Regions from separate parts of the Mus musculus genome. Here region 2 is linked to region 1. The links are chromatin contacts, found by Hi-C or POLR2A ChIA-PET in ENCODE. All regions are on one chromosome and are shown on one strand. The core of a region is the stretch at or near the end of the contact, and the rest is flanking DNA. Distances in the headings are between cores, read along the strand shown. Region 1 has its middle 17 kb from the start of Fignl2. Region 2 holds the start of Ankrd33 (ankyrin repeat domain 33).

Region 1 (6,897 bases), core at 2,273-4,772:
CCTTGAACCCCTGAAGCCCATAAGGAGTATATCCAGAAGCCCTCCCCAGGTCTCGCCCCTCTGAGATTCTGAGGACAACCAAGGTTTTCTGACCCCACTAGGTGTTCATCCCATGGCAGGGGACTGTATGCACTGCAGGGTGTCACTGGCAGGGGACTACATGAGCCGCTTGCCAAGCATGCCAGCTGCTGGCACAGCTTTCAACTGGGAGGGATCACAGTGCCCCATCAAGGTTGGGCTGCTCCCCTCCGTCTGATGTGTGGCTTGGAAGCGCTAAGAGCCCCTTGGGAAGTGAGCTTAGGAAGGTGTTGAGCGGCCCAGTGAGAAAGTGAATGAGCAGGGATCAAGGACCTGGTGTTCCTGAATGACCCAGTCCATAGGGCTGCACTTGCTCTGGAGGGGACATTCCCCTGGCTTGCCACACCAAGAAAACACTGCAGCAGCCGTGCTGCCTTCAGTTTCAAACCGTGGACAGCTTTAGAATTCACCTGTGAGCTGGAGGTGGGCAGGAGTTCACAGTGAAGAGCTGAGCTCACACTCACTGTTTGTTTCTGTTACTTATTACAGTACTGTAGCTTCGAGTTGGGGCCTTGTGCATGCTAGGTGGGCACTCTAGCACTGGGTTTTATCTCCACACCCACCAAGCCTACTTTATACTGGCTAGTCCTGGACTCCCAGGCAGCATCGGGATAAAGAACAGGGCTCAGGAATCATGCAGCAGGAGAGTGGCTCCCTGCAGGAATTGGGAGACAGAGGCCTGCCTTCTTCTGTTCTCTTCAGGGCCTGGCACACCTAGACCAGTGACAAGATTAGTCATTGACACAAGGAAGAGACCGTGGTTTACCGTTTGACCCCTTGATAGATTCCTACCTTCTGTGGTGACGCAGCAACATACCACCATCCTGTTTGGATCTCAGTCGTGTTCGAGAGAGCATCAGCCATGCTCCCTGAGAGCATCAGCCATGCTCTCTGAGATTTCTCCCACATCAACAAGGTTTTCATACTTGGAGCCAGAGTTAATCTCTCTCGAAAACATTTTTCACATTGATTGATTGATTGGTTGTGTGTCTGTGTCTCTGCACACATGCGGAAGTCGGGAGACAACTTGGAGGAATTGGTTCTCTTCCTACCATGTGGGGTTCCGGGGTGGAACTCCGGGTTGTCAGGCTTAGCAGCAAGCACCCTTACCCACTGAACTGTCTCGCCAGCCCCTAGAGGTCTCTTAAGTCTCAGCCTCACACTAGGGGTGAGAGGTAGGGGAGGCCAGCTCCAGTGTTGCCTGACACAGGCCTCTAACATGAACAGTGGTTGCTATGTGGTTGGAGGTCGTGCTCAAAGGTGGTTCATCCAACACCCATCCATTGTTTTTATGTGATGTCACCTTCAAGGAACTTGCGAGATGCTGGGCACCAGCAATGAGGCAAAGACAGGTTTGGTCCCAAGATTTCCTGAGTAGAAGGGAACTTCTGAGGGTGTGGCCACTCAGAACTGTACAGTGTGGTTTGGGAAGAGGCTGGGAGGAAAGCCAACTGTCGTTACAGGAACCCTGGGAAGGGGGCTTGTCCTTGGGAGTTTGTGTCAGTGGGAATCAGCAGGGAACTGGGACAAAGGTCACTTAGCACTGGTCTTCCTGAAGCTCAGAGTCCCTTTTGACCCTTGGATGCTCAAGAGTCTGGGAGGTGTTTCTTCCCTGAGGTCATAGAGGGAAAAACTAGTGGTTACTGTACACTTCCCAAGTGCCCCCAGCCCCTGCATGCTGTGACTCCATCCCCACTTGTAGATGTCTGTTAGGGACAGATGAGCTCTCTAGGGACCCTCATCACTAGGAGAAATCGCCTCTTTTGCCTCATTCCACAGAGCTATGGCAGTTCATAGATGGCTTTGCTTCTCCGAATTACCAGAAGCTAGGGATTTTCCACGAGTGGAAGTTTATTTGAACATCTTATGGCTAAGAAGTTCAAGTGCATAGGGCCTCTAGCAAGGGTGTTTGCAACTGGTCATAGCATGGCAGAGGGCACATGGGGATTAGCCTAAGATCGAACTGGATAGGGATAGCTGTTTGTTCTGGTAATGCTATTTGGAGACAGCATCTTACTCTATAGCCCTGGCTGCCTTGAACTCACTGAGATCTGCCTGCCTCTGCCTTATGAATGTTGGGATTAAAGGTGTGAGCCACCAGCTTAGACATCCTTTTGTGGGAAGTAGTGCTGGGCCTTGAACCTGGGACCTAGTACTTGCCAGTTGGGTATTCTACTTCTGATTCATGTCTTGGCCGGACAGGAATCCACTCTTGAGGTCAGAACCTTTATGGTTCAGCCACTCCTTTAAGGATGGGGTGCCTGTCTGCTTCTTTCTTTCTCTCTGTCTCTCGATTTCTGTATTTTTAATTTTATATTTATTTATTTTAAAGTCTTACTGTGTAGCCTAGGCTGGCCTAGAGGGTTCACTGTAGCACTGACTGGCCTCAGGCTTCCAGAAATTCTCCTACTTTGGTTTCCCAAGTGAAATATGGGCCAGGAGACCCAGCTTTGGTGTGAGTTTTAGCAAGGAGCCTCAGATTTAAAGCGCCAGGACCTCTCTCTCTAGAAGAGCTTCCTTTGCAGACAGACCATGTCCTGTGGGCATGTCCTCTTCTGTCTCTTGTTTTCCTACGGTCCCACCCTCTTCAGGCCGGAGCTTTAGATCTCCAGTCCCTCACCAAGAAACATGAATCTGGGTTACTGGGGGTGAGGGAGTCTGGGAGTTCAGCTTGGGACCCATTAGGTATCCAGCAGGTGCCCACCCATGTGGGAATTGCAAGAGAGCTTCCCAGAGGACGGGATAGCTGCAGTGGAAAGGCAGTGTTGGAAGTCCAGTGCCCCTGTGGGTGGGGAACGCAGCATCTCCAGGTTTCTAGAATCTTCCCTCAGGCTCACCTTGCACGAAGCCAGAAATACTTCATGGAACGTTTGCTATTTGTCAAGGGGTGGTAAGTGGTGGTCACTTTCTCTGAGTGTGAGAGTGACTCAAACCACTGTCTGGAGTTAACATTAAGGACAAAGGTCCTCAGAGCCCTGGCCACAGGAACAGCTTTAGAGGGCATTGAGCTCTGAGTTTGACTGGATGGGAGGAGGTTTTAGGGAGCCTTACAAATGGTGAGGGAGGCCAATTAGGACGGAAGAGTCAAGTGGTATCCTCATTTTGTTAGCTGTTAAATCGAATGGCATCCCTTTGGCCCGCCTGCTGACTTAGACAAGGGAACTGTACCTCCTCAATGTCCTTATCTGTTACAAGGGCCACCCTCCCTCGGATTCTTGTGAAAACCGGGCATATAGTAGTGGGTAGTCATGTGCTGAGAACCCACCGGAGCAAGCAGAGGGGTGTCCGTGGCTGCTCAGTCCTTGCTTAGCGACCTCCCCCACTTTCTCCTGCTCTCTCTCTCTCTCCAGGCGGCCCTGCAGCTATGGGAGTCATCTCCTTGGGGCCAGCCCTTCCCACTCAACACCCAGGTGGACCGGCCTGGCTGCATAGCTGAGTGATTCAGCCCAGCACCCCAGGGCTGAGGAGAGGCTGGGAGGGCTGCCTGCCTGGGGATTTGGAGGAGGGCTGCCTGGGCCTGTTTTCTCACCTTTGGTCAGACAGACACTGTGAGGGTGTGTCTCTCATCTCTCATACAGCACCATGAAGTGCAGGAATAGGGGCACTTTTGGGGCCAGGGAAAAAAAGACCAACCAGACTTTGAGCCTCTTAGAGCCCTCCCACACCAACTCAAGGCAACTAGATCCTAGGGCTGGCTGAGTGGAGGCGGAACACTGAGTTTTGAGGGAGACTCTGGGCCCCTGACCTGAGTCTTGTGTTCCAGGACCTCTGAGAAGTTCGTGGGTTAGGAGAGTTTTCAAACACTACTCTTCATTTGTAGACAAACACAGTCTTATTTGTACAATGAAAAGTATTTTTGAGAACAGACCACAGACTCCCCAGCTGCCAAAAGGGCCTATGGCTTAAAATCTGGCCAAGCCCCCTCACGGTTTCTTCCCTCCTGCCTATCCAGCACTAAGCCCCAAAGGTCGGAGAACCTTCCGTGCAGCCCCACACAAAGACAGACTGCTAGAAAGCAGTGACCCAGCTCAGCAGAACAGCAGCTGACAGCTTTCTTCCTCAGTGCCTGCGTCTTCCCCACAGGTCCCTAACAGCCCTTAAACAGACCTGTACTGCTCTCTCTGCAGAAATGAGGAGGAGCTGAGCCCCCAGGGGGCAGTTAGTTTGAGGTGGGCCAGCCTAGGGTTCAACTACAGGTCCTTGAGTATCCAGAGGAAAGCCCAAAGCATCTCTCCAAAAAGTAATTACAGAGATAGGCTCAGTGCAGGCTGGAAGCCTTTTTTTCTGAAATGCTTTTGCTGGGTAGTTGTTTGAACTTGAGGATGTAGAACCCGCAGCTCCAGAAGGCAGCTGTCCTTAAATTGTTATTGAAAAGCGGTATAGACCAGCCTCTAGCCCTAAGGCCTTGGATCCCCTCACACATACCATCTGTACCTGGGGGAGGGAAAGGATAAGAAGCAAGCATGGGGGAAGTGACAGGGGGTGCTTGGTCAGACAGCTAGGTCTAGCGAGACTCATGCCCAAGGGTGTCAAACGGGGAGGGGAGCTCGGTTTAATGATTGACAGCAGCTGTGAATAAGCATCTAAATGGTGGGACAGTGGAGCAGGGAGCCGGGGATGGCTTCAGAGCCAAGGTGAAATTACGCTTGGGCTTGGGAGTTCCTCAGTGCAGACTGTAGGAAGGTGTTCAGGGCAGAAGCCTGGCGGAGTACGCACAGGTGGCTCAGGGGGTAGACTGGCTGTGACTTTGGAGTTGAGATGACAAGCCTGAGACTGGTCAGAAGAAAGAATTGATCTCCTAACTGGAACCACTTTAAGGGATTCTATCTGTTTCTTGACTGGACTGGCTTTGTACTCTCCGTGCTGGGGGACCTCTCTGGTAGCCCAGACTGAAGGGCTGGAGAGCAGAGGCAGAGGGCTCAATGTGGCACCAGATGTAGGGGACCGTTTCAGAGAATGTCCGTGGAACTAGGTGCCTTACGATATGGGCTGTGGCTCCTGGGTAGTGACAGTCTTAGGTAACTCTGGAGGGGATTGTGTGGCATCCAAGGTCTCTGGACACCCCATCTGGCCCTATAGATCGTCACCTGGGTTCTTGGCTCTTGAGGTCGCAGGGATAGTAAAAAAGGGGAGGTTGGGATGGCTTGGATTTAGTCAGTGGACTCTCAGTAGGGACTTGAAACATAAGCAGGGGATCTTGCTTGCACAGTTTCACGGTGACAGAGAAGGCATTATGAGGGCTCTGAGGGTCCATATGGACAGAGGAGAAGCTGGTAAAAGATGTCCCAAGATATAGACTGGAGGGGCCAGGGGCTGGCTGAGCTAGCCTGGGAAGCTCTGTGTTCTCAGGGGCTGTCAGGTCCACAGACCTGACTATGCTCTCCCAGGGTTGGCAGGCAGCTCTTAAGTTGGCCCTTTCTCCGGAGTTGCCCTTCAGATCTGCTGGGTTTTGGTTTTCTAGTTTTCGTTTAGTTTTGTTTTTCTGGCTGAGAAAGCACTTTTTTCCTAGGGCACTCTCAGGCTGGAGCATAGAACAGAGTCTGGGGTAGCTGGTTCAAACCTGCCCCTGCCCCTGTCCCTGCCTGCTGCCTGCTGCCTGCTGCCTGCTGCCTGCTGCCTGCTGCCTGCTGCCTGCTGCCTGCTGCCTGCTCAGCCCTAGCTCCCACCAGCATGATCTGAAAAGGCACGCTGCCCTCCCTACCAGTTCACACTGAGGAGAGATCGGAGATCCAGACTTGTCATTCATCTCATAGACCAATGTCATGTGTGTGCTCATTCTTCCACAGATAAGCCGTGGGCAGGAAGGAGGTCTGTGATCCCTCTCCCCCAGACCACAGTTGTTCCCTGGGCTACAAGGGCCTGAGAGAGCTCCAGTCGTGGCCATTCTTCTGCTTGGCTGTTTAATACCGATCTGCCTCCCTCAGGTCCATGGTGGGTCTAAACTGTATAGGTCAGGACTCTGAGAGTCAGCAGGTAACAAGAAGGAGGGGAAAGGGGGAGCATGTCCTGCTGTAGAATGGGGCTTATACTACATCCTTCCTTCTATAGTGGCCCCGAGAGAGTGTAGAAAATGTAGTGACGTCTGCCCACTCCTTCTGTCCTTGGGATTTCCGGATGGGGTGTGTGTGTGTGTGTGTGTGTGTGTGTGTGTCCTTTTAGTATTTAGGAAGCACACTGGGCTATCCTAACTCCTTCCTGCAGCTTCCTTGGGGACCCAGGGGTAACTCTGTCCCTGACTGACTGCAGCTGTTGCTCCAGGACAGTGTGGGCTGAGCTGTCCTGCCCTCTAAGCTGTTCCCAGCCCCTGGAGTCACTTTTTTTTTTTTTTTTTTTTTTTTAAATCCAGGAAACACATTCTGCCATTCCTTTATCCCATCTCCAGAAGGCAAGAGGTACACACAGGTCAGCTCTGGTGAGCCCCCCTCTGAGGTCCCTGGCTAATCGCCTGGCATCTGAAATGGTGTGGCTGTCTAAAACATCATTTATTTATTTTCTACCAGATGATGTCTCTCACTCAGACGTAGGCATGAGTAGAATAGTTTGTGCTTTCTTTGAGGAGGACATGGGGATACTAACTAGTCTGGTACTTTCTCCTTAGCTTCCACAGGGAGATGGTTTATGGAAAGACATAGCCCTGACAGCCCAGTGTTTCTGGGTATTGCCCTGTCCTGGGGGCAAGATGGGGTAGTGGAAGGACAGGCCTTAGGGCCTTCCTCAGTAGGGACAGCACCTGGAGATGGTCCTGGGAGAGCTGGGTGGAGCAGCTGGGAAAGGGGGCGGGAGAAAGAGGCCTTCTGGTCTGGAAGTCAGGCCGTTGGC
Region 2 (7,038 bases), core at 3,952-6,451, 45 kb before region 1:
GGAGAGGAGGAGGAGGAGTATGGGGATGAGGGCGAGGAGGAGGAGAAGAAAAGAAGGAGGAGGGGGATTCAAATACTCTAAGCTGTCTGGTTCATCAGCACTACTTCGATAAACACAGCAACAAAGGCAAAAGTGAGCTGTCTGTGCCCTTCTGTAACTTTTCTGTAAACTGAAACTGTACTAAAAGTGCAGAGTTGCTTTTGTTTTTGATGAGGCAGGGTCTCTCTTTGTAGCTCTAGCTGGCCTGGAACTCACTTAGTAGACCAGGCAGGCTCCAAACTCAGAGTTCTGCCTGCCTCTGCTGGGATTAGGCATGCGCCACCATACCCAGGCATACTGTAGAGCTTTTCTTGTTTTGGTTTGTTTGTTTGTTTGTTCTTTTAAGATTTATTTATTTTATTTACGTGAGTACACTGTCGGTCTCTTCAGACACACCAGAAGAGGGCACTGGATCCCATTACATATGGTTGTGAGCCACCATGTGGTTGCTGAGAATTGAACTCAGGACCTCTGGAAGAGCCATCAGTGCTCTCAACTGCTCTCCAATCCTTTTATTTAATTTTATTTTAAGTGTATAGGTCTTTTGTCTGCATGTAGCTCTAAGCACCAAGTGAGTGCCTGGTACTCAAGAAGATCAAACAGGGCATCAGATCCCCATTACTGGAGTTACAGATGGTTGTAAGCCTCCATGTGGGTGCTGGGAACCAAACCTGGGTGCAAGGGCAGACAGTGCTCTTTACCTCTGAGCCATCTCTCCAGGGTCCCAGTTAGCTGGACGGCGCTCCTCACATCCAGGTAGCTCTCTCATTCTCAGTTAAGCATCCATGGACCCCCACAGGCACGTCTCTTGTGTGATTCTGATTCACAAGAAGTTGAGGATAAACAAAAGCCGACACGCATGATTACACGAGGGAGATTTTTTCACTTTGATGAACGGTATGCCATGCACGCCTCCCTAGCCTCAGCTATTTATTTGATACAACTTGGAGATTTCATGTGAGAGCAGTTTGCTTTCCCTTGCTTTAGGACGACCTACACAGAATACAGCGTGGGTATCACTACCATAACCACTGTAGCCAGCCAGTCCCCTGCCTGCAGACACTGGGTTGGTCCCTTCTCTGCTGCAGACGCTGCTGTGGACAACCGTGTATACTTGGTGGGAGCAGGTTCCCGCTGGCAGAGATAGCTGGGAAGCAGAAAGAGGCCCTGGCGGGGAATGTGTCTTACTTGCTGCCTCCAGCTTGGCCCAGCCCACCTCCTCGTGGTTCTGTTTCTTCCTCCTTCTTCTTCCTCTCCTGGAATCTCCAGACTGGAGGAGCCAGACTTTGCTGCCCCTGAGGCCTGAGTGTCAGCTCATACCGTGCAGAAGGGGAGGGTGCTTTAGAGAGGAGGATCTTAGGGACTTGGGACCTGGTGCTGTCCCTGGACTGTAGCCACTGGGAAAACATACTCTGAGGGCTTTGGTTGGGGGCAAAGACCTGGGGGACAGGGACTTGCTGAGGAGGGTGGGGTTCTGGGGGTGGCGGAGGGGCAGTACCTAAAAGTTCTGGCACTGATTTGCCTCTAGTGCCCAGCTTGGGTGGGTGATCAGGGCACAGTGTGTGGCAGGCAGTGCTCAGGAAGGGACTGGCTAAGCTGGTGGTGACAGTCACCAAGTGGTCCAGGACACCCCCTTCCTGCGGAGACTGAGCAAAAGAGAGGCTCAGAGTAGCCTGTAGCCTTTCTAGGAGGGATGGGGCAGCTGGAGCCTGGGCCTGGGCCTGGGCCTGGGCCACAAGTTGAGCCAAGGCTGGCCACTCTGGCTGGTAATGCAGGCTGAGCTGCTCCGCCTGGGGCCGCCTCAGCAGCTGCCGGATCTTCTGAGCAGTGTCAAAGCTGTCGGTCAGAACGGCCCATTCCAAGGCTGTCTTGCCCCGGACAGGATCCACGGAGCTCAGGTCAGCACCTGCAAGTGGCGCAGTGTGACAGATTGGTTAGTGAGCCACGGGCTGTACAAGGACACGTTCTACAGCAGCAGGGCTGATTTAAGCCAGATTCAAAACACCTCACAGACTGAAAGCCCAGGGCTGCAGACTTCTGTATAAGAGACAGGAAGCTACCAAGGTCAGGACTGGGGGAACCTTGCAGTGAGCAAACGGGGTCTCCAGCAGGCTCGCAGAGCCACCCTAGCAGGGTGGAGCATAGTATGCTCAAGACACAGCTGCTTGGGGGCAGTGCCCCGTTGCTGGACCCCTCCCATTTTGTTTCTTCATTCTCATGCCCTTGTCTCTGGGGCCAGAGAGACAGTCACTCTGAAACACCCACGGGGGTTGGGAAGGGAAAAGGTGGAGGCAGAGATTTCTCAGAGAAACCAGTAGAGGGCACCATCAGTCACCTTAGGGAGTAAGAAGGGCTCTACAAGACCATACACAGAGTGGTCCTTCACACACAGAGTGGTCCTCCACACACAGAGTGATCCTCCACACACACAGAGTGGCCCTCCACACACAGAGTGATCCTCCACACACACAGAGTGGTCCTCCACACACACAGAGTGGTCCTCCAGACACAGAGTGGTCCTCCATGCACACAGAGTGGTCCTCCATGCACACAGAGTGGTCCTCCATGCACACAGAGTGGTCCTCTACACACACAGAGTGGTCTTCCACCTACAGAGTGGTCCTCTACACACACAGAGTGGTCCTCCACACACACAGAGTGGTCCTCCAGACACAGAGTGGTCCTCCATGCACACAGAGTGGTCCTCTACACACACAGAGTGGTCTTCCACCTACAGAGTGGTCCTCTACACACACAGAGTGGTCCTCCACACACACAGAGTGGTCTTCCACACACAGAGAGTGGTCCTCCTCCCCATGCAAGGCTCCAGCTGCAACTGAATACTGCCTAAGGTTGGAATCAGTCCTCACGGATACCCCATCCATCAACCTTCACAGTGCTGTGGCCATCTTTCTCCGCCCGGGCCTCGGGCAGAGGCAAGGCTGGGACTAGAACTCAAGAGTCTGGTTTTAGGTACCACCACACCCTCACACCTTTCCCCATCTTATGTCTACACTCTTTGCTGGGACCCCCATAAACAGCTGTAGCTAACTGCACTAGTAGACTGTGAGAGGGTGGTAGCACGGGCCTCCTCCAATAAGTTGGCCTCGATCCATATTCCATTCCCATCTCTCTTTGTTTTTGTTTTTGTTTTTTGGTTTTTCGAGACAGGGTTTCTCTGTATAGCCCTGGCTGTCCTGGAACTCACTCTGTAGACCAATCTGGCCTCGAACTCAGAAATCCACCTGCCTCTACCTCCCAAGTGCTGGGATTAAAGGCATGCACTACTACTGCCCGGCTCCACCTCTCTTGCTGTAGCTAAATGGTATCTGCTGGGGTGGTAGTGGAGAAAGTGCAGCTTCACACCTGCCATAACACACCTGCCATAACACACCTGCCATTACATACCAGCCAGAGAACACCTGCCACAGCACATTTATCATAGCACACCTGCCATAGCACATCTGCTATTACACACCTGCCATACATATTACACCTTCCATAGCAGACCTGCCATAGTATACCTGCCATAGCACAGGGGCTGTGGCCCTAATGGCTGGGAGTGGGGATGGGGTGGAGTTGGGGGTAAGGGTGGGATTGCTGTGGGATGAGGTGGGAGTGTGGTGTCTCACACCTACATGAGCAGCCATACAACACCTGCCATTACACACCTCCCACAGCACACCTCCCACAGCACACCTGCCACAGCACATTTTTCATAGCAACCTGCCATAGTACACATGTCAGAGCATACTTGCTAGAACACACCTGCCAGCGCACACCTGGCAGAGAACACCTGCCACTGCACACCTGCCATAGCACACCTGGCAAAGCACATATGGCATAGTACACCTGCCATTGCACACCTGCCATTGCACACCTGCCATAAGGAGGGCAACTACACACTCGGAGCGATCTTGAATGGCAGCCTTCATCAGAGCTGTGAGTCCCCGCTGGTCCCTGCGTTCCAGGTCCAGGCCAGCAAAGTAGTTGAGCAGGAGAGTCACAAGAGACATGTGACCTGCAGAGACAGGACCACATAGCTAGTCTCTCAAGGTAAGGGAATGCTGAAGCTTGGCCTGGGAGACTCTTGTGCAAGGTTTGGGGCTGCTGTCCTAATGGCTGGGAGTGAGGGTGGGATGGAGTTGGGGGTGAAGGTGGGGTAGGTGTGGGCTGGGGTGGGGCGTTGTGTCTCACACCTGCTTGGGCAGCCAGCATGAGGGCTGTGTTCCCGTCTTTGTCTTGCTGGTTCACATCCAGGAAAGGACAGCAGCTGAGCAGAGCCACAATGGAACCAAAGCCATGGTAGCATGCAACCATGAGGCCTGTCTAGGGGACAGAGCAGCTTGGACCCCCACTTTCCACTAAGTTCTTCTTAGGACCTCCTTTCCCTCCTAAGTCTGTTTTCCCCCAGGGCCTATCCCAACCCCTGTCAAGATGGTTTTCACCCATCTAGAGTGGGGATGACTCTGTGACTCTCTGGGGACCCAGACCAGGATGTTATGTATGAAGCCTGGACTGTCCTCAACTGTTCTGGTGAGCCCTGGGGCATCTCACCCTCCCGTTGCTGTCCACTTGGGAGGCCTCCTCTGGGGACACACCAGCGTCCAGCCTGGCTTGGAGCTCAGCAAGGTCATTGTGGACACATGCCCAGTACAGTGTCTTCAAATTGCATTCAGGGGTTGAGGTCTTGTTGCTGGGGAAGGGCAGGGCCTCAGACATGTCCAGTCCTCTCGGGGCAATAGTGACTCCTCTGCCGCCGGCCCGAGTCCCTCTTTATTCAGCAGGCAGCTATGACAAAACGCCAAGGAGCAGTTCCTCCTGCAACCCTGAGTGAATAAGTCCCTGCAGCTGCACCGTCTCCCCAGGACAAACCTTTACCCTGGAGGGTGTCTCACCTCTGCCTAGACCCAAGACAGGTAGCCAAGCATCTTACTGTATGTAGGTCAGGTTCTCAAGGAAGCTCATGACAGGGGTTATCATTTCCCATCCCCCAACCTTACCTGGGACTCTAGGGTCTCCATCACAGCAGAGGGCCAGCCTGTGGCTCAGTCCACCCCCACACCTCAAAAGCTCACTAGCCCTTCTGTGGGGTAGCTGATACCAAGAAACAAGGCAGGTGACAGATGGCTGTGCCTGCAGAAAGCTGCCATAAACACCTCAGAGCTGAGCCAGGTCAAGCGGGTTAGGAAGGGATTGGGGGGCTGGGGGGTGACTGTACTCTCTGCCATTGCTCAATCCTTGCCCTAAGATCCTGCTAGACTTGGATGGTGGCAGCTTCTCCAGGCTCAGAGCTGAGTGAATTCCTCCGGGCTGATCTTTCTCCCTTCATCGTGGGAAGTCAGCTGCACTTAGATATGGCCTTGCAAGAGAAGCATTATGGAGGTCTTGGCACCCAGCTGTGGAGCCTGAGTGTCTTAGTCAGGGTTTCTATTCCTGCACAAACATCAGGACCAAGAAGCAAGTTGGGGAGGAAAGGGTTTATTCAGCTTACACTTCCATACTGCTGTTCATCACCAAGGAAGCCAGTCAAGCAGGTCAGGAAGCAGGAGCTGATGCAGAGGCCATGGAGGGATGTTACTTACTGGCTTGCTTCCCCTGGCTTGCTCAGCTTGCTTTCTTATAGAACACAAGACTACCAGCTCAGGGATGGCACCACTCACAACAGGCCCTCCACCCTTGATTACTAATTGAGAAAATGCTTTATGGCTGGATCTCATGGAGGCATTTCCTGAAGGGAGGCTCCTTTCTCTGTGATAACTCCAGCTTGTGTCAAGTTGACACACAGAACCAGTCAGTACACAGAGATCCCTTCCACTTCAAAGGAGTAGATTTGGGTGAAGGGGCTATGGATGGGGAAGGTGTAGGCATTAAATAAAGATGAATGGGGAGGTATGCACTACAGTTTACCCAAAGAAATCAAAACATGAAGAGTTTCCAGGAGGCTGGAGAGACTGCCCAGCGGTTAAGAACGCTGGCTTGCTCTTCCAAAGGACCGTGGTTCAGTTCCCAGCACCCACTGAGTAGCTCACAACTGTCTGTAACTCCAGTGCCAGAGGATCTGATGCCCTCTTCTGGTCTGTGCTGGTACTGTGCTTTCATGGTGCACAGACACGGGCACTGGAAAAATGCCTGCAAACATAAATTATTAAATTATTAAAATAAAATAAATTTTAAAAGAAAAATTATGATGTATTAATTTTAATGGATTAGATCTGAGGTGGTAAGTAAAGTATGGCATTTTAAAATGATGTATTAAAGTAACAGTACTTTTGTACTGTCATTTTTAAGATTAATAAGTTGAGTGACTTAGCGCTCAGAGTGTCGCACTCTCCACACTGCGGGGCTCTGCTTTCCAGCATCGTTTTGCTTTTCTTTCACAGTTTGGTTCCTGCACAACTCCTCCGCTCTTTACTCATTGGTGCTAATAATCACTGAACATGTACACTTCATTAAAAGTAAAATGTTGATTTGTGTTTGTGTATTGCTATTGTCTGGTTTCTTGTGTTTGTTGGTTTTATTAGTCTTTTGTTTTGAGAAAGACTCTTATGTAGCCCAGGATATCCCAGAACCTAATATGTACCCTAGGATGGCCTTGAACTCACTATTCTCATGCCCCAACCTCCCAAATACTAGGATCAAATGCAACCTGGCTTGTGTGTGTGTTTGTTTGTTTGTTTGTTTGTTTTCCTCTTTCTTTCTTTTTTTTTTTTTGGTTTTTTGAGATAGGGTTTCTCTGTGTAGCCCTGCTGTCCTGGAACTCACTTTGTAGACCAGGCTGGCCTCAAACTCAGAAATCTGCCTGCCTCTGCCTCCCAAGTGCTGGGATTACAGGCATGTGCCACCACTGCCTGGCTTCTTTAAAATTGTATTTAATGTATGAGTACCCAGCTGCACATACCTTACCATGTCAGAAGAGGGCATCAGACCCCCTTATAAACCATGTGGTTGATGGGAATTGAACTCAGAACAGTACTCTCAACCTCTGAGCCACCTCAC

The links. Hi-C counts contacts between places; a loop is a spot of excess contacts on that map. ChIA-PET counts read pairs that join two places held with the same protein, here RNA polymerase II (POLR2A).
Region 2: a map of mouse embryonic stem cell shows a loop between it and region 1 (2.0-fold over the local background). The contact joins the promoter of Ankrd33 here to the enhancer-like site in region 1. A Hi-C loop is called at or near these places in 6 of 37 maps with a recorded cell type or tissue (adrenal gland, heart, mouse embryonic stem cell and 1 more). POLR2A ChIA-PET finds 5 or more read pairs at or near these places in 2 of 5 experiments (Patski and embryonic stem cell).

What each region holds. Positions count from the first base shown.
Region 1 is chr15:101,067,581-101,074,477 of GRCm38, reverse strand. It overlaps a transcript of Fignl2 not described here. Among named protein-coding and RNA genes, the nearest start is that of Fignl2, 17 kb to the right of the region's middle. Within about 2 kb of position 3,522, at least 1 of the 3 ENCODE cell types and tissues checked has a DNase peak (open chromatin) inside an H3K27ac peak, as active enhancers do; it is heart, where a contact is called at or near this core.
Region 2 is chr15:101,113,907-101,120,944 of GRCm38, reverse strand. It overlaps Ankrd33 (ankyrin repeat domain 33), which reads right to left and starts at 5,201. Exons shown (of 5, transcript NM_001374225.1): 1 at 5,043-5,201; 2 at 4,597-4,830; 3 at 4,239-4,368; 4 at 3,920-4,060; 5 at 953-1,945. The coding sequence starts at 4,761. The coding sequence ends at 1,224.